2 separate regions of the Homo sapiens genome follow, and region 1 is linked to region 2. The links are chromatin loops, found by intact Hi-C in ENCODE. Cell type or tissue: heart right ventricle. All regions are shown on one strand. Each heading gives the region's core, and the rest is flanking DNA. Links, peaks and the distances in the headings are about the cores only. Region 1 overlaps PASD1 (PAS domain containing repressor 1). Region 2 holds the start of LOC105377213 (a long non-coding RNA gene).

The links. Hi-C counts contacts between places; a loop is a spot of excess contacts. Peaks named below come from ENCODE experiments on the same cell type or tissue, not always from the same donor. Only the 100,000 strongest peaks of a DNase experiment are listed, where the experiment ranks them.
Region 1: it touches region 2 in a loop (2.3-fold over the local background); 17 of 110 quality-filtered maps call a loop at or near these places.

What each region holds. Positions count from the first base shown.
Region 1 is chrX:151,671,124-151,680,332 of GRCh38, forward strand. It overlaps PASD1 (PAS domain containing repressor 1), which reads left to right. Exons shown (of 16, transcript NM_173493.3): 12 at 1-73; 13 at 450-656; 14 at 1,060-1,538; 15 at 2,805-3,063; 16 at 4,874-5,616. The coding sequence ends at 5,020. Among named protein-coding and RNA genes, the nearest start is that of PRRG3, 20 kb to the right of the region's middle. In heart right ventricle, for the core only: no CTCF peak of the experiment used is centred there; no DNase peak of the experiment used is centred there.
Region 2 is chrX:151,509,204-151,518,412 of GRCh38, forward strand. LOC105373367 (a long non-coding RNA gene) reads right to left here. Exons shown (of 3, transcript NR_188661.1): 3 at 3,502-4,083. It overlaps LOC105377213 (a long non-coding RNA gene), which reads left to right and starts at 6,348. Exons shown (of 2, transcript NR_135614.1): 1 at 6,348-6,477; 2 at 6,691-7,059. In heart right ventricle, for the core only: no CTCF peak of the experiment used is centred there; no DNase peak of the experiment used is centred there.

The DNA.
Region 1 (9,209 bases), core at 631-8,630, 160 kb after region 2:
GAGGACTTGGTTGCTGCATGATGCCATCCAAAACCAGCAGAATGCATTGGAATTGATGATGGATCACCTTCAGGTCAGTCAGGATGCTAGGTTTCAGGTCAGAGACCAGTTCTATATTAGTAGCAGAAGGAAGAGGAGAGAGGGACCTTGGCAAGCCTTAAGGAGTTAGTCAATGGTGTCTGCCGGTAGTGACAGCTGCTGCCCACAGGGTGATATGGGATATCTAATGTGATCTCCAGCAGGGACTTAGAGTTTTGCCCTTTTTCTCCTGGCTACAAGAGCTGAGATTGGCCCAGCCAGGCCTTGGCAATGGTAGATGTGGCTTATATATAGCCAAGGCTTCCTGTAGGCTTGCCTGTGGGCAGTCCTGCTCCATGCCCAGCTTGTCTTATGCCTTAAGGAAAGGTGTGGACTGTGAATAAGACCTTTGTGATACTGTGTCCTTACAGAAGCAGCCAAACACATTACGCCACGTTGTCATTCCTGATCTCCAATCTTCGGAGGCAGTGCCCAAGAAACAACAGAAACAACACGCTGGGCAAGTGAAGCGGCCTCTCCCACATCCCAAGGACGTCAAGTGTTTCTGTGGTTTATCTTTATCCAACTCTCTCAAAAACACTGGGGAGCTTCAGGAGCCTTGTGTTGCCTTCAACCAGGTATGGAAAGGCTGTTTTAACTGTGTATCTGAAAGGGGATTTTGTTTTCTTGAGGACTTTGACTCACTTGGTTCTCCTTAGGGGGTAGTGACTATCCACTTGGCTGCAATTTATTTGCCCAAGATAGTAAAAAATCCTGGGCTACCTAGACCTGAATGCACATGCTAGACCATGTATACATACATGTACATATGTGCTGGATTAGCAGACTCTCGCTGCCAGGTGCATGGCTGCAGCTAGTATCCAGTCTAACTAAAGTAGACAGTCACACAGATCACTATGTGCAGAGAGGCTCAACTGTTGTCACCTTTTGCTTTGCGAGAATTGAATGGGAGTGTTAAATAAGTTTCTGGGAGGCTCTTGCAGACACCAGGGTGCTTTTATCTGTTGCCTTTCGATGCAGCAGCAACTGGTGCAGCAAGAACAACACCTGAAGGAGCAGCAGCGGCAGCTGCGGGAGCAGCTGCAACAGCTGAGAGAGCAAAGGAAGGTGCAGAAGCAGAAGAAGATGCAGGAGAAGAAGAAGCTGCAGGAGCAGAAAATGCAGGAGAAGAAGAAGCTGCAGGAGCAGAGGCGGCAAAAGAAGAAGAAGCTACAGGAGCGGAAGAAGTGGCAGGGGCAGATGCTACAGAAAGAGCCAGAGGAGGAGCAGCAGAAGCAGCAGCTGCAAGAGCAGCCACTGAAGCATAATGTCATCGTGGGGAATGAGAGGGTGCAGATATGCCTGCAAAACCCACGTGACGTATCTGTGCCCCTCTGCAATCACCCTGTTAGATTTTTACAGGCCCAACCCATTGTTCCTGTCCAGAGAGCAGCTGAACAACAGCCCTCTGGCTTCTATCAAGATGAAAACTGTGGGCAACAGGAAGATGAGAGTCAAAGGTAAGACATGCATGGAATGGTGATAGTGGCTATGATTATTGCTTTTCCCTCATGGCTGGATCCCATGCCTGAGATCACAGACAGACGACCTATCCATGTGGCACCAGCGTCCCTCTCATCAATAGCAACTTGCTCTCAACTTGCCTTCTCTGTGGCCACGGCCATCATCCTTCTGCATGTGTGGTGCATGGATGAGCATCCATTGATGGAACAAAGGGGTACCCATGAAGAAAGGACTAGATAAGGAAGCCTCAATGCTAGGGAATTAGCCCACAAACCTTGAAATCACTTGGCTGGATTCCCCAAGCCCAGTCTCTTGCACAGGGTGTCTATGGACAAGTCTTGTGCCCATAGCTGAAAGACTTCTGGGCTTCCAGTTTCATTCCCCAACTTTCCTGGAATCTGGTGATGGCAGTAGGCCAAGTGCAGGTATCTCCCTGGCATTTATGAACAGTAAGAGGGAAGTGAGTGTGAAACAACTGCTAGATTGCTAAGATCAGCCAAGAACACATGAAGGCTAAGTCCTGAGTGGCAATATAGGGACATGAACACATTTCTGCTCAATAATAAGGTCTTCAGTTCCAAATGCTAGAAAGATAAGGTTCTTCTCAGCAATGAAAGGATTGCTTAGCACATAGTTGGGGCCCACTAAATAGTTTTGAATGAATGTTAGCTTTCTGAGACGGGCCTCCTAAAGCTCTCTGGACTTCCTTCTGGGCCTTGCTTTCGAATCAGTGACTTTGACATGAAGACTGCTTTAGGGCCATATTGTCCACTTGACCTGATCATCAGAATCCACCTGAGGAGGGTTTGGAAAGTATAGATTCAGAGTCTGGGATGGGGTTCAAAAATCTGTATTGATCACAAGACTTCCAGGCTTAGGGTTGTGGAGAGAGCACTGGATTTGGAGTTTGGAAATCTGCCTTACAGTCTCTGCTCAGCCATTAGCTCCCTGAGTGCTTTCAAAGTAGGTGAAATGACTTTCCAAGGCCACAGAGAGCATAGTTGTAGCAGGAACAAGACTGTCCAAGTAATATAAATAAAACCAGGTGAGACAAGGGATTGTAATTTCTCTCAGTGTCTACATTCACATTACTTTGACAAGTTGAATCTTAGTCAGGCCAAAGTGAGAATACAAACAAGTGAATCCTGTGGTGTAGCCACCAAAACCAAATGTGCCTGAAGCACCTACTGATGACCACGTGAGTGTCTCATCAGTTATCATGTCCAGATCCACATCACTGCAACAGCTTTCTTCTCTTACAGTTTTTATCCTGAGGCGTATCAAGGGCCCCCCGTGAACCAGCTGCCATTGATAGATACCTCAAACTCTGAGGCAATTTCTTCTTCCAGCATTCCTCAGTTTCCCATAACTTCAGACTCAACCATAAGCACCCTGGAGACCCCACAGGATTACATCCGGCTTTGGCAAGAGTTGTCTGATTCACTCGGTCCTGTTGTCCAAGTGAACACTTGGTCTTGCGATGAGCAGGGCACCCTGCACGGCCAACCCACCTACCATCAGGTATGGGACAGCCCCCTCCTTTTCCTTCCAGCGCAGGTCAAGAGGGATTCTGGGCCCCTTCCACATAAGGCACACACCCCAAGTGCATGCTGTGTGTGAGAGCCAGACTTCAAAGCTCAGTACATTTGACGGCAGTTAGTCACATGATGGTAGCACTCATTGCTGAGTAAAAATATTCTCTACAGGGTTCCTCAAAAAAGTGAGCTGGCCTAGTGAACCTTAGACGCAATCTGACTGAAACTTCTCTCAAAACTATGTTACATGGGCAAAGTGAGCCATGCCATGTTTTTAATCTGAGCTCATCGTCTGGTCCCAAGCCTCCTTTCAGACTTATGGATCTTTAGTTCTGCTACAAAATCTAAGACCTAGTGTAGGTATGTTTCCTTGTACTAAAAATAAACTTAGGGCCCCTCTGTTGAATGTGCTTGGTATCCATCTATGGGGTACCCCGTATTTGGAAGGGCAGGCCTACCTTGTGGATTATCTGCAGTGGCCATGTTTCCAGGATGGAAGCTGGTCCAGATGGCAGTTACGTAGCAGGTTTTGCTCCCCGCAGGCCCCCCACACACAATTTCACTAATGAATGGAACTTACAAAAGGTGTTTTCACTCTAGCTTTAAAAATCTTATTATAGCCTAACCTTTTTTTTTTCAAACAACAAAACCAAACCAAAATAACCAGAACAAACAGTAAGCTAAGGCAGAAAGGAGTTTAAATACTTGAGGCAAGCAAATGTATGATTATTTTCACATATACCCCTTGACTAACTGTGCCACCAGTACTGCTAGAAACTTGGTCACTTAGAGGGACTGCTCACACGGAGAGATCAGAGTGGGCAATAGGTCCTATGGTTCCTATGGTTCCATTACCAAGCCAGACTTTGTTGAGAACATCTTTCACGCCTATTTTTGAGGCACTTTCCCTCCTAGAGGGGGTCCTGAGAGACCAAGCCAGCACAAGGCTGAGCACGTTGCCCAGGGAAGTGGGAAAGGTCAGATTCTGAAAGGTTGCTCAGCTGGGAGAAAGCAGGGCAGGACCAAGTCGGAGCTTTCCTGTCCACAAAACCTCAGGGGCTCCCTGCTATCCTCAGGATGAAACCCGAGCTCCTCTTCTTAGCTTCCCAGCCCTCACTGCCTGCCCTGGCTTATCCCTACTGCCTTCTGGCACCTTTCTGCCTGCAGGTCCCCAGACACCTCCAGCTGTCTGTCCAGAGCCCAGCCCTGCTCCTTTTGCTCCCTGTGTCTTCTCCGCCCCCTTGGGTTCCAGTCCTTGAAACCTTGCATCACTTTGCAACATAACCCAAGGAATCCCTCCTCCTTAACCAGAAAACACCCCCTCAGCCCATACTTTGTAACACCATCTTTGTATCTATTCCTTCTCCCTCCTCCACACCCCAGTGTGGGTTGGTACGTCTCCTGTCACTTTGTTAAAGTGGGCCAAGTAGCTGCAAATCAGTCAGCATGGAAATGACTGAGCCCAAGACCCAAGGCTAGTGGCCTTGGCCGGCCATGGCTGGCAGAGAAGCTGGACAAGAGAGGGCCAGACACAGACCCAGGAGCCTTAAGACAACTTTGAGAAAGCCCAGGTCTGCTTCTGCTGCTCTTTAAGCTAAGATGCTGCTGGGAGAGAGAAGAGGAGAGGAACCTTATCTTCTGTAGCTCCTCCGTCTCCCATCACCTTGCAGGCTCATGTTCCAAAGAAGTATTTCTCAGCAGCTTGTGTATTTGAACTAAAGGATTCCTCCTACCACCAAAAAATGGGCCCACAGACTCTAGCAAACATTCCACCTTGTTTCACTTTTTCCTGGCAGGTGCAAGTTTCTGAGGTAGGAGTCGAGGGACCTCCTGATCCACAGGCTTTCCAAGGCCCTGCTGCATACCAGCCAGACCAGATGAGATCTGCGGAGCAGACCAGATTGATGCCTGCAGAGCAACGTGACTCAAATAAGCCGTGCTAACAGTACTTTCATGACCAGTGATGAGGGGAAATGGGGGGAGGGGGCAGGCCAATGAGGTCTGCATGGCCAGGGGACCTTCAAGGTGCGTAAAGTCCCTTGGGGTAGGGTTTAGTGGGTAGAGACTTATTTGTTTCCTGATAGGTTATGTTTGTAATTGTTTGTTAAGCACAGCCTGTTTCTTGGAAGTTATGCTGTAGAGGCAGCCTGTGATCCGTAGTATGCTAGGGTGTGACAGCAGCCAGCCACAGCTGGATCTGATGTCTTGTCTGCCCCGCCCAGCTTTGCATATCCATGTTCTACCACAGGAAGGTGGCCTGCCAAGAGTCTGCTCAAAGTTTTCAACATAAAGAATAAAGAAAAAAAAATGCCAAAGTGCTTTTCAATCTAGTAAATCTAGAGGGTTGTTTTGTCTTAGCCACAAGAATTCCGAGGTCTTGACCCTGATGATCAACCTGCCTCCCCTCCATAGTCTTGTTGGAGAAGCCCAGAGAGAATGGGACTCCAACTAAGGGAACCTGAAATCAACTCAATGGAGGCACTTCAGAGCTAAAATAATTATGGCTTCCTTGCTTAATAAACATTTTCGTTCACTGCAACTTTGTGAATTGATGAGTGACGTTTGGAACCTGACTGTGCCAAGGTCCCTGGTGAAGGGTTGGTTCCCTACAGTTAGGCCCCTTTTGTAGACCCTGCTCCCCTCAGTCTCTTGTTCACACCTCAGCTCCATGCCACATTTGCAGAGGCCAGCGACTGCTGCCTTCCCACATGGCCGTGTGCCCAGGCCCGCTGTGTAGCTTTTTTTCGTGTAGCTCAGGCATGCTGGCTCCTTCATTGACACCAAGGGCAGCCACAGGCCCACTGAACTCTGAAACAGTTGGCCTAGGGGCTACCTTCTCAGGGTGGATGGTGTTTGTGCCTCACATATTACTTCAGAAGTAAGCCTGAACACTAAAGGGCAGTGTACCCATACCTTTTACATGTGGGTTCTTTCTCTCCCATCAGTAGACTTTTTAATAGATAGGAGTACCCCCTAGAGGGAAAATAATTTTGGTTACAAGTCAAGCACCAAGAAGGACATCTTCACAGTTGTCTGCATGGTGCAGAGAGAGGTTCGGATAGCCAAACCAGAGGTCATTGTGTGCCTTTCTTAAGGTAATGAGCCATTGGTTGGAGAAAGCAAAGGAGACCCCAGTCTCTAGTGGCAAGTTAAAATAAAGGAGGCACATTAGGCCTCACATCACAGGAGAAGCCAGAGATTCTTTAGGAAGCGTGATCTCTACCATGGTTTTATGGACTGAATGTTTGTGCCCCACCCCAAATTCATATATTGAAGCTGTAACTGCCCAGTGTCGGAGTGTTGGAAGATGATGCCTTTGACAGGGGTGATTAAGGTTAGATGAGGTCACTAGGGTGAGACTGTCATGACGGGATTAGTGCCCTTAAAAGAAGAAACACCAGGAAGCCCCTTCACGTGCACATGGGCGCATGCACGCACACACGTACGCACGCACACACACACACACACAAGAGGTCCTGTGAGCACACAGCAAGATTGTGGCTGCCTGCAAACCAAGGGAAGAGGCTCCAGGACAGAACCTACCTTGCCAAAGACTTGATCTTGGGTTTCCAGATCAAGCCACCACACATGGCAGAGCTTCCAGAAACAGCCACCGCGACCTCCACATCAGTTCATTCCCAGGTGGGCAGTACAGCAGTCCTCACTGAGCAGCGCTCAGTCTGTATGTACATAATAGAACATTGCATGCACAGACTTAAAGCTGAATATTCATGTTTTCTAAACACATCAAACATTCATAAATGTTCCTATTCCCAAGCACATTTTCTAATAAAGAAGGAAGAGTTATTAAAACTACCAGCTCCAGTCCATGTTTGCAGCACACACCACAGCATGGGCTGATGCCCACTGTGGTGTCTTTAGTGTGTTTTGACGCGTATTTTGGAGACAATGAAAAGGAAGGTAGCTATAGAATGTTCTTGGGTATGACTTTTGTTCATCTCTGCCAAAATCACCGGGAAGGAAAGGTTGGGGAAGAAGGGCTGGAGTGACAGGAAGTGGGCCGGGCAGACGTGGGAACTGGGAACTGCAGCTTCAGGCCAAACTGCCTATGAGGTGAAAGGAGGGAGCTGGTCCTCCAAGGCCTTGGAATGCGTCTCTAGCCTCAATGGAGACTGCAGTAAACTTCACCTGCATCTCTTAAAATGGGCCACATCAACCTTAACGAAGACTCTGGTTTACAGCTAGGACCAAATTAAATATTCCCTAGGGGATATTAAATAATTGGGATTTTTGTTTGGTTTATTTTAATGGGTAGGGAAGACAGCATCGAGTGCTTCTCCATCGCCTATCAAATAGAATCCAGATTCTCCACCTGGCCTGGCCTCGCCCTTCCTCTGCAGCTGCATTTATCTCCTCCAGTCATGCACTCTGCCCCCAGTCCCCCGAGCCCTTGGGTTTCATAGAAGTCCTGGGCCTTTTTGCCCTTCTACATTTGTCACTATTCCGTATTATCTTATGCCCTTGCCTCCCAGCTCTATATTTTCAACCCTTGCCCACCACCATGCAAAGCCTGGCTGGGAAGGAGCCCTGCTCCATGTACCCCTACCCCCGCCTCTACCTCACTTGGAGTACACATGTCATTGCCCTTCTAGACTGAGCTACAGTGGGCAGAGATTGGGACAGATCTTGGATGCCCCCGTAACACAGTACCTTGCAGGTAAGCGTTTCCTCTATGAATGTTCGCAGCTCCCAGGCCCCAGGAAAGCCTTCCTCCAGTGCTCATTATTTAGGTAGAGCCCTTCTTAAGCTTCTGAACATTAACCAGAAACCTTGCAGCTCTTCCTCAGGGAGGAGCTCCTCGATGAGGGACTGTCAGACCTGCGGGCATGCCCTGCAGTGGGGGTGCAGTTCTGGCCCTGGGACTACAACTTTCCTGTGGGTCTGGGGGCACAAGGGAACTTGGTAGATGAGACAGCAGGGTGTAAGTCATGAAGTGCAAAGCACTGCACACAAGTTGGTGAGCATCCCTAGTGGTGGCTCCAGTTAGCCTCTGCAAATCTCTTTGTGGCACACGGAAGTCAGGACCACTGCAGGGAGATGGGGGCTGTGGGGAAGTGTAGGGGGAATTGACGGTGACAATTAAATGCCAAGAGGCCCAAAACTCCTGGAGCCATGGATGTTTCCTGCCCAGATGGAGGCCCTGACCCCAAAGGTCAAAGGCTAATTAACCACCTGGTCACCTTGTTGATGAAACAAAACCCACAACCCTGCAGAATCAAAACATGTCAATTACAGAGAGGCAAAGGTCGGCAGACAGGACAGACAAATTGCAGTATTTAGAATGGTGCAGTCAAGTGTTTGTGCAATCTATTTCCAGTTCTACCATGTGGGCAAAGTAGTTAGGAGAGGGGCTGGAAATTTGGCTGACTAGGAGTGGGGCGGACTTCAGCACAGAAAGAGGCTCAGGGCTCTAGGTAAGAGCCATGCTCTTGAGGCCATTTACACCCCAAACCTTGGACATGCTGTCTGCTAGGAAAGGCAACCTAGGACTGCTTGCGAAAGGGGTAATGGGACAGCAGAAGACTCAAGATGGGGGTCTTGAACTGAGTTCAGTGCTGCTCTTTTATTGTTCCCCTCACTTGTCAGTAGGCAGTGCCCACCAGTTTCCATGTGGGATATGGTGCCAATAGAGGCAAGGCATTGAATGTTTAGGCTTCTACCTGCTACCCACCTACTGTGAAACTCTGGGCAAATCACTTTACCGCTCCCTGTCTCTGCTGACTCACTGGAACATAGGGACAAAGATAAGACACTTGCTTGAGAGTGAGACTAGAATCCAGAGGCCCTCCTGGATCAAGGAACCAATGAATGAGTGAGAGAACAAATGTCAGCCTGTCTCCCTGCCATTCTGAGCCTTATGTTCTCCATCTCAGCTCTGATGAAGAGACAACGTGGGTTCCTGGAAGATGGCCATACCACAGAGTGCATCTCCACCCTTATTGCATTCACCTCCCCCTCTCTCTTCTCAGGCCAGTTGCGTCTTCTCTTCTGGTCTTTATCAGCACACTGTTCCCCTCCTTTAACTCCTGCACTGCCTCCTCTTTTGGATAGGCACCTCCATCCTCTGAGTCACCCAAGCTAACACGCAGACTCTGCCTGAATCCTCCCTTT
Region 2 (9,209 bases), core at 834-8,833:
AGAAGTTTGTGTTTTATGATTCTGGAAATGTGCAACGATTCATTGACCTATTCATTCACATAGTCAGTATACAATTATAGAGACCCTACTTTATGCCAGATCCTGGACCTGTTCCTGGCTAGGCATGCAGAGGTAAGGAAGATGGGATCCCTGCTTTCAAGATGCTCACTGTCTTGTAAGGCAATCCAGCTCCTCAATAAACATCTGATGACAAGAATGTGCCCAGAGAGCAGGCAGGAGGGTGTGTTAGGAGATTCACTGTGCAGTTGCTGGGGTTGGGCTTGAGGGGTGAGAATGCGTTCAGATGTGTTCAGGTCAGCGCTTCCAAAGTGCCCTCCCATGGGACAGGACTTGCTGTGTGAATGTGTACCCCAGGACAACAGGGAGAATTTTTCATAAGGAAAAGGTGTTACAAACATTTTCCTAGCAGATTTTAAATTTCTTACTTTCTAGATAATAAATGTTCATTGTTTTTAAAACAGCAATGATTAAACAGATAGTAGCTGGAATTCTTTTATACGCATTTACTTGGAACAACAAGAAGTTGCACCTTACATCATTCTCTCCTCAGGTTGTTTCAAGTTATGCCAGTGGGAGCCTTTTGGGGTAGGGCAGATCCCACCTTAGAAAATACACAGGGCAGCAGCAGAAGCAATAAGAATGGAAGCAAAAAACAGATGGTCTAGATAAAGACAGAAGGAAAGGGAACCAAATTGGAACAGGAATCAAGCTGACCAGAACAAGGCTGTGGCTCTCCTAGCATATGTCTCCATGACACACACGGGAAAAGAGGGTACAGAGACCTGGACAAGTCCAGAGAGCACCCGGCACAAGAAAGTGGGCTCATTTTAAATGGAAGGGATTCATGTGGGTATCAAAAAGAATGCCAGACTGGAGAGACAATTGACAGAAAGGCAACACGAAGAGCTCTGTGAGCCCTCTTCCTAGTGAAATAAATGGTGAATATTACTAAGGAACACAACAATTTAAAGTCTCGGGAAATTCAGAGAGTATTCAACAAATGGAGAAACATTTATTCCAAAAAATGTACTAAATATCAGTACGAGCAGCAACCAGCTCCCTCACCTGCCCCCCAGCTTAGCGTGACAGCAGCTCCACTCCTTCCAGCCATAGCTCAAAACAGACAGATCCTTATACAGCCAGTTTCCTGACTAAGGTTCTCCCCCCAACCCCAGTGGCAGACTGCCAGCATTTCTCATCCCCTCACCCTGCTCCACATTGCAGAAGCTTTGCTCCAGGAAAGAGTATCTGAGAAATCTAAGTCTCTCATTATCAGAGGAGAGGAGGAGGCGGGGAGAGGAAGGGAGAGAGGGAGAAACGGAGAGAGGTAGGGAGAGAGAAAGTATTCAAAGAAGCAGGTTCTAAGAAAAGATCAGTAAAAATGACAAACGTTTATCTAGGTAGACAAAGAAAAAAATGTGAGAAGACTCAAATTACTAAAATCATGAATGAAAGAAGGGACATCACTGCCCATTGTAAAGAAATAAAAAGGATAATAAAGGAATACTATGAATAATCATATACCAACGAATTAGATAATCAATTAGATAACCAAGAGGAGATAGAAAAATTCTTAGAAAGACACAAAATACCAAAACTGATAGGAAATCTAAAAAAGCATATAAGAAGTAAAGGGACTGAAGTTAATAATTCAAATAATCTCCCACAATGAATAGGCTAGGTCCACGTGACTTCATGACTGAATTCTACCAAATGTTTAAAGGAGAATTAACACCAATCCTTCTAAAACTTCCAAAAACTAGAAGAGGAAAGAACACTTCCCAACACATTCTATGAAGCCAGTATTACCCTGATACCAAAACCAGACAAAATCATCACGAGAAAAATAAAACTATACATCAAAATTCCTGGCCGGGCACGATGGCTCACGCTTGTAATCCCAGCACTTTGGGAGGCCGAGGCGGGCAGATCACGAGGTCAGGAGATCGAGACCACGGTGAAACCCCGTCTCTACTAAAAATACAAAAAATTAGTCGGGCGTGGTGGTGGGCGCCTGTAGTCCCAGCTACTCGGGAGGCTGAGGCAGGAGAATGGTGTGAACCCGGGAGGCGGAGCTTGCAGTGAGCCGAGTTCGCGCCACTGCACTCCAGCCTGGGCGACAGAGCGAGACTTCTGTCTCAAAAAAAAAAAAAGAAAAATTCCTAATGAATATTGACACAAAAATCCTCAACAAAATGATAGCAAACCAAATCTGCCAACATATTAAAAGGGTTATATAACATGACAAGTGGGATTTAGTCCGGAATGCAATGATTATATATATATGGATGTGTGTGTGTGTGTGTGTGTGTGTGTGTATGTATTGTCTACACTACCCTGATTTTACCTGTACAGTATTTTACAGACTTTATTTTAGTCAATTATTATGAAAAACACTGTGATTTAGGAGCCAAATAACCACAGCTGACCTGGGACCAAATTCTGCTTCCAGTTGCCTGTTTTTGTAAGGTTTTAGTGGGACACATGGAACATAGCCACACTTGATATTTACATATTGTTTATGAATGCTTTTGTGCTTTGATGGTAGAGTTGAGTAGTTGTGAAAGAGACGATTTAATGTAGCTTGCAAAGTTTAAAATATTTACTACCTGGCCCTTTACAGAAAATATTTGGCTGGGCACGGTGGCTCACGCCTGTAATCCCAGCACTTTAGGAGGCCGAGGCAGGCAGATCACGAGGTCGGGAGATCGAGACCATCACCAACACGGTGAAACCCCGTATCTACTAAAAATACAAAAAAATTAGCTGGGCGTAGTCCCAGCTACTCGGGAGGCTGAGGAAGGAGAATGGCGTGAACCCGGGAGGCGGAGCTTGCAGTGAGCTGAGATTGCACCACTGCACTCCACCCTGGGTGACAGAGTGAGACTCTATCTCAAAAAAAAAAAAAAAAGAAAAAGAAAAAGAAAATATTTGCCAAGCTGATATTTTCCAGATGAGAAAATTAAATATCCAAGTTCAATATCTTGCCCAACTTCATACTACTATGAATGTGGTAGGGTTGAGAAATGGATGCAAGTCACCTGGTTTTAAGGCCAGTGCTTATAACATATATCATACTACCTCATTATCTGATAGGACTGTTATCATCCCATCACTCCCAACAATGGTCCTCAGGCTTTAATATTTTTTTTCCAAGATATTGGCATTTTTTCACTTTTTAAATGATAAAAATATTAAAAGGTATCTATTTACCTCTGAATACTTTAGATACATTTCATAGACTTGATATTCACTGTATTGCTTTTCATTATTTTATAGTCTATAATATTTCATTTATTGCCTCTTTGATCTGTTGTTTGTGAGTTTTTACTTCTTCAATTTTGAGGTGGTTGCAATTTTTTTTTAATTAAAATATGTTAGGTAACATTTTATTTTCCAGTATGAATAGTTTTCCATGCATGCAGATTAAAGAATACTTTTCATATTATATTGTAAACCAAAAAGTATCTGAGACAGGTCTCAATCAATTTAGAAGTTTATTTTGCAAAGGTTAAGGACCCACCTGGGTGATATGTCTATGCCTTTCTCCAAGTATTATTTTGAGGGCTTCAATATTTAATGGGGAAAAGCAGGCTGGAGGGGAAAGAGGTAGGGTATGGTCACATTACTGAATCCACATATTGCAAGAGAAAAGGAGCGGTTAGGGGAAGGGTCAACTATGTATTCATCTCATGCTCTGCAAATCAGCACTTTACATAAGATAAAGTGAACCTAGAGTAGCTACCTGTGGAGATACTAAACCTTTTATCTGTAGCTATTTGCTTAGGAACAAAAAGAAAGGCAGCTTCTTGCATTACTCAGCTTTCAGCTTAATTTTTTCCCTTTTGGCATAGTGAATTGGGGTCCCAAGTTTTTATTTTCTTTTTATATTTCTCTCCCGTTTTCTTCTTAAAATCTTTCAGACAGAGCATTTTAGAAGAAAATGAGTCTGTGGTCTTGGGTTTTGTCTCATCTCTTGTGGCTAGGACAGTTTATTTTTAGACAAATAGGTCCCATGTTGTTAGGAAAGCTCATTTTTGGCAGATGATGAAGTCTCAAGTCCTACAAAGAAAAAATGAGGGGAGGAAAAGATAAGGGAAGCAACAATCAAATGAAAAAGAACAATCCTAGAAAATGACTGTAAGCCATATTGCTCTGAAATCCATACATCAGTAGGCAGGTATGAAAGTGGTTTATATACATAAATAGGTTATTGTTATTTTCATCTGAAGTTTAAGTTGTCTAGCTTCAGTTTACAGGGACTTAGGAAAAGCACAGCTTAATTTTTAGTGATTTCAAATCAGGAGTTTGGCTCTGTGTCTCCACCCAAATGTCTCCTAGAGTCTCTAGGGAGAGGGTGAGTCTTATGCACAATGGTGAAGAAGAACATTTCTCTTGGCCACAAATTGTCAAAGAAGCTTTGGATTAATCCCATCTGCTGATGCTGCTAACCTCCCTAGTGTTGTTGATTGAGCTCCCATTTAATCCTAGGGAGGAATGGGCTGCCTTCTGTTGTTAGATTGGGGGTTGGGAAACATCATGTCTAGATGACCTCTTTATTATATGTCATTATCCTTATATTGACATATTCCTATATTATATTAATTATATTAGTATAATCTTCCCTTAATTTCATTAGATTTTGTATATTAACGCAGTCACTTCAGCCTGTGCGTAACTCTATCATCCCTTTCTTCCAGGGACAAAAACCTGAATGAGAGGTCCTGTACTTAGGGAGGTAAATGAACTGAAATTGATCACACAGTGTCTCCTCCAAGAAGTTGGAAGCTTGTTATAATTGTTCATGAAAAATAATTCTATGAGTGTTTCCCCTTAAGGTAAGCTCTATTTCTTCAGAAGACCTCAGGAGAAGAAAGGGAAGTAGGATGTTAACAGAAAACAATAAAATAAGATAAGAAAATTATCTGGTGGATGAGGGCACATTTTGAAAAGAGCTTTTCACATAAGGTGGGCATGACTCTGGTTAAGCCAAGCTCCTTCCTCTATGCATTCATCAGTTTGAGGTTGTGATTTTCTTCATGCAAACACCCAGCACAACTTGGAGCATGTATAAATCTGCCTCATCCCCCTAACACTGTTAAAACTCAAGCCAGAGTATTATACCTGTTGAGATAAGCAGAGTTGAAACAAGGATAGGATACCCAGAAGAGCAAGTCTATTCAAGGAAGTCCCTCCCCTCCCCTCCTCTCCCCTCTCTTTTCTTTTCTTTCTCTTTCTTTCTCTTTCTCTCTTTCTTTCTTTCTTTCTTTCTTTCTTTCTTTCTTTGTCTTCTTTCACTCTTTCGTTCTTTCTCTCTTTCTCTCATCTTTCTTTCACAGGGTCTTGCTCTGTCACCCAGGCTGGAGTGCAGTGGCATGTTCATGGCTCACTGCAGCCTCGACTTCCTGAGTTCAAGTGATCCTCCCACCTCAGTGTCCCAAGTAGCTGGCACTACAGGCACGCACTACTATGCCCAACTAATTTATTTTGTGGAGATGGGTCTTGCTATGTTGTCAAGGCTGGTCTTGAACTCCTTGACTCAAGCAATCCTCCTGCCTCAGCCTCCCAAAGTGCTGGAATTACAGGCATGAGCCACCATGTACAGCCCTTCACTGAAGTCTTCATAGTCTGAAGGCGGTGGTTTCAGACTGGAGAATAGAAAACTGAGGAGAGCTAAATGGACACTAGAAAAGGTACGTGGAATAAAAAAGTTTCTTGGTAGTAAGCCAAGAAGTTAATGGTTTTCAAAATGCTTAGAGGATTTGTAGGTGGGAACTGGATGATTGACATCTCCACAGACACTTAAATATGGCCATGACATATTAGCATAAATTTTTACCATGAATAGATTGTAGGTAAGACATGCAACAACTAGATAATGGTTAAAGGTGGAAGAAAACAGAATGTACCACTGAATGGGTTGGCAGTAGAGAAAGGCTTTGGAAGACACACCCTATCCTTGCCATGTGACTCACCAGAACTGACATGAGAAGATGAGGAGGGTGCTAGGTCAGTTTGGGAAAGTTTTTAGGAGTGCTAAAGAAATGCCCCTTTTTTGTTTCAACCAGCCTGGCCTCCTCATAAGACTCCCCACTCCTCCCCTTGTCCCCTCCTCTTCCCCATGCCTGGCCCCTCCCCCTACTCTCTACTTCCCTATGACAATGTCCTGATGGGGTTTTGTGATGTCTAAGCCCCTCCCTGCAGGCCTACCATTGGCTGGGTAATGGCTTGCTGGCCAATCAAAGCTTAGGGGTGTGGCTCATCATTGTCCTGGAAGGGTTATATATAGGGAGGCCAGGTGACCCAGAGAAGACAGTTGGGAGATGCTGATGTGGTGAAGATGGCCAGTAAAGCACAAGCCTCCAACCCAGTTGTCGAGGGACAACCACCCACAACACCAAAGAGGCGAAGAAGAGGAAGGCCCCCTCTCAACCAAGATTCAGAAGCCCTCTGAAGGTGAGTGGCGCACCCAGGCTCCTCCTTGTCTTCCCCTTGATTCCTCCCTGCCTTCCCCTCTACTCCTCCCTCCCAAGACGCCTTACCCTGTCCTCGCCTGGCACAACCCCCACCTCAGCCTGTACCCTTCTCATGAAGCCCCTGTTCCCACCCCTCCCCCATCCTCTTCCCCCAAACCAATGCCCTTCTGTGATCTCCCTGTTGTCCTTCCAGATTCCCAAGACAACCCGGAAGGGAAAAGAGAGTCTTTGAGGGAGTTCCAGGAAAAAAGCCACTCCCGAAAGACCGCCGCTTCAAGAAAACCTGAGGAAGGGAGAGGGCCAACGCTATCCAGCCACTCTGACCAGCTGAACGAGGAACTCAATCAAAAGGAGCCACAGCAGGACCAGGAAAGTGAGGAGACTTCCACCATCTCCAGCGTCTCCCTGGACAGCCAGTAATTTCAGGGCAAGTTCAAAGGACTAGATCTATCTGAGAGGTCTCCATAGGTCTAACCCCAGAGAAATAGCCAAAAGGGTCTATGGTACATTTTACACACAACAGGGTACCCCTCATGGTGATGAAAATAAAATGAACCTGTTGTAAAATGATTTGAGTGTCTGCATGTTCTAGGATGGTGGGGAGGGAAGGAGGGAGGAGGTGGTGTGTGGCAAGCGAGGGAGGTGGGTGTTGCGGGATTGGGGTCAGACTGACAGGTCCACAGTTAATCAGACAAGGAGGATAAGGATTGAGTCGGGACTGAGCACTGGAGGCAAATTTCCACTTAAGAGGCTGGCTCTGCTTCTTGCGAGGTTGCTTTCAGAAGGCCAAGGGTCAGCTCAGCACTCCTGGGCTACATGCTGTGACCCTGGGGGACTGGGACCAGGCTTGCAACTTTGTTCTCTGGCCCCTTGAGGTTAAGCACCCGCTGTGATGGAGGGGCCAGAGTGTTTGTGTTGTGTCCATGGCAACAACACTGTGATGGGGGCTGCTGGCAAAAGTGCTCCAGCAGGGCAGCAGAGGCCCCCGTGTGTGAGCATATGCAGGGTGGCAGAGGTCCCCATGTACGTGTGTAGGCGGGACAGTGTGGGAGGCTGCAGGTGACTGCGTGGTGGTGAGGCAAGGCTGCAGGTGCAAGGTGGTGGGGGTCCGTCTGCAAAAGTTCTCTCACAGTTGGGCAGGATCTGCCAGCAAAAGAACTATGGCAGTGGCCGCTGGGAAGCTGAGGCTGCGCTGCAAACGGCTGTGGCTAGGCAGGGACCTTGGTAGATGTCGGCAGACAGGGGGCACTCAGATCATACTGGCCCCATCCCACGGCTAAGACAGCCTTGCTCTGTCCAGGTCCAGCAGCTAACAAAGGCTAGAGCCACCTAGAGGAGTATGGAGAGTCTTGAGGAGTGGGCGTCCACGGCCATGCTCCACTGCAGCCGCTCCTGCGCCAAACCCTCTGGGCTCCATGCAGGCTAGAGTTGTGTCTCTGCCAATTCTCCAGGAAGTTCTCCCTGCCAGTTCAGATGTCCATGGTGGTTGTGGGGTCTCCTGCAGCTAGAATCTCAGAGGTCCGTGGCAAAATTGGGCTACTCCATGCCCATTTCACTCACCCCTTCCCTAAGAGTTGCTCAGGGGCAGGAACTAAATACTGCTTCTTGGCAACCCTGTGCAGGGTTCCCAGCTTCCTTCTCTTTCAGCCGGGGGTCTGCGTCTTTCCTCTGTCCACTCTCAATGCCTTCTTTCTGAAGATCTGTTTGGAGTGTGCTGGTCTACTTGACGGTCTGATCTCTCTCAGTGAGAGAAACTCTTTCTGGCTGCATCTAGTTGGCCATCTTGGCTCTCCCCCTCTCCCTTCATATTTTGAATGTCCAAGATATTATTCTTGGTTTCTAAATGCCCCTTTTTATGCCCTCCTTGTCCTAAATTAGACCTGAATATTGTCTTGTGTCTTTGATGACATCATTTGTAGATTTCTTTGAAGTTTTATTTTGTTCCCTGCTGTGTCTCTGTTTCATTCAACTTTCCTGTTTTTGTTGGTTACTATGTTTACTTTTGGTCTTGTGTTTCATGTAAGCAACTTTCCTTAAATATCTCATAATTCTTGGCCCACTGTCCATGAAATTGCAGTGGAATTGGTGGATCGTATAGTTGCTCTATTTTTAGTATTTTGAGGAGCCTCCAAACTGTTCTCCTTAGTGATTGTACTAACTTACATTCCCACCAACAGTGTATGAGGGTTTTCTTTGCTCTGTATCTGCACCAGCATTTGTTGTTGCCTGTCTTCTGGATAAGCCATTTTAGCTGGGGTGAGAAGATATCTCATTATAGTTCTGATTTGCATTTCTCTGATGATCAATGACGTTGAGCACCTTTTCATGTGCCTGTTTGCCATTTGTGTGTCTTCTTTTGAGAAATGTTTATTAAAATATTTTGTCCATTTTCTGTTGGATTATGAGATAATTTTCCTATAGAGTTGTCTGAGCTCCTTATCTATTCTGATTATTAATCCCTCGTCCTCAGAGGGGTAGTTTGCAAATATTTTCTCCCATTCTGCGGGTTGTATCTTCATTTTGTTGATTGTTTCCTTTGCTGTGCAAAATCTTTTTAACTCGATGTGATCTCATTTGTTCACTTTGGTTTTGGTTGCCAGTGCTTGTGGGGTATTACTAGACATTTAACTTTTAAACTTTTGTTCTTACATTTCTGTTCCAGACCTGTTGTTCTATAAAATATTTGGCTAATAGTAATAAAAGTATCTGGCT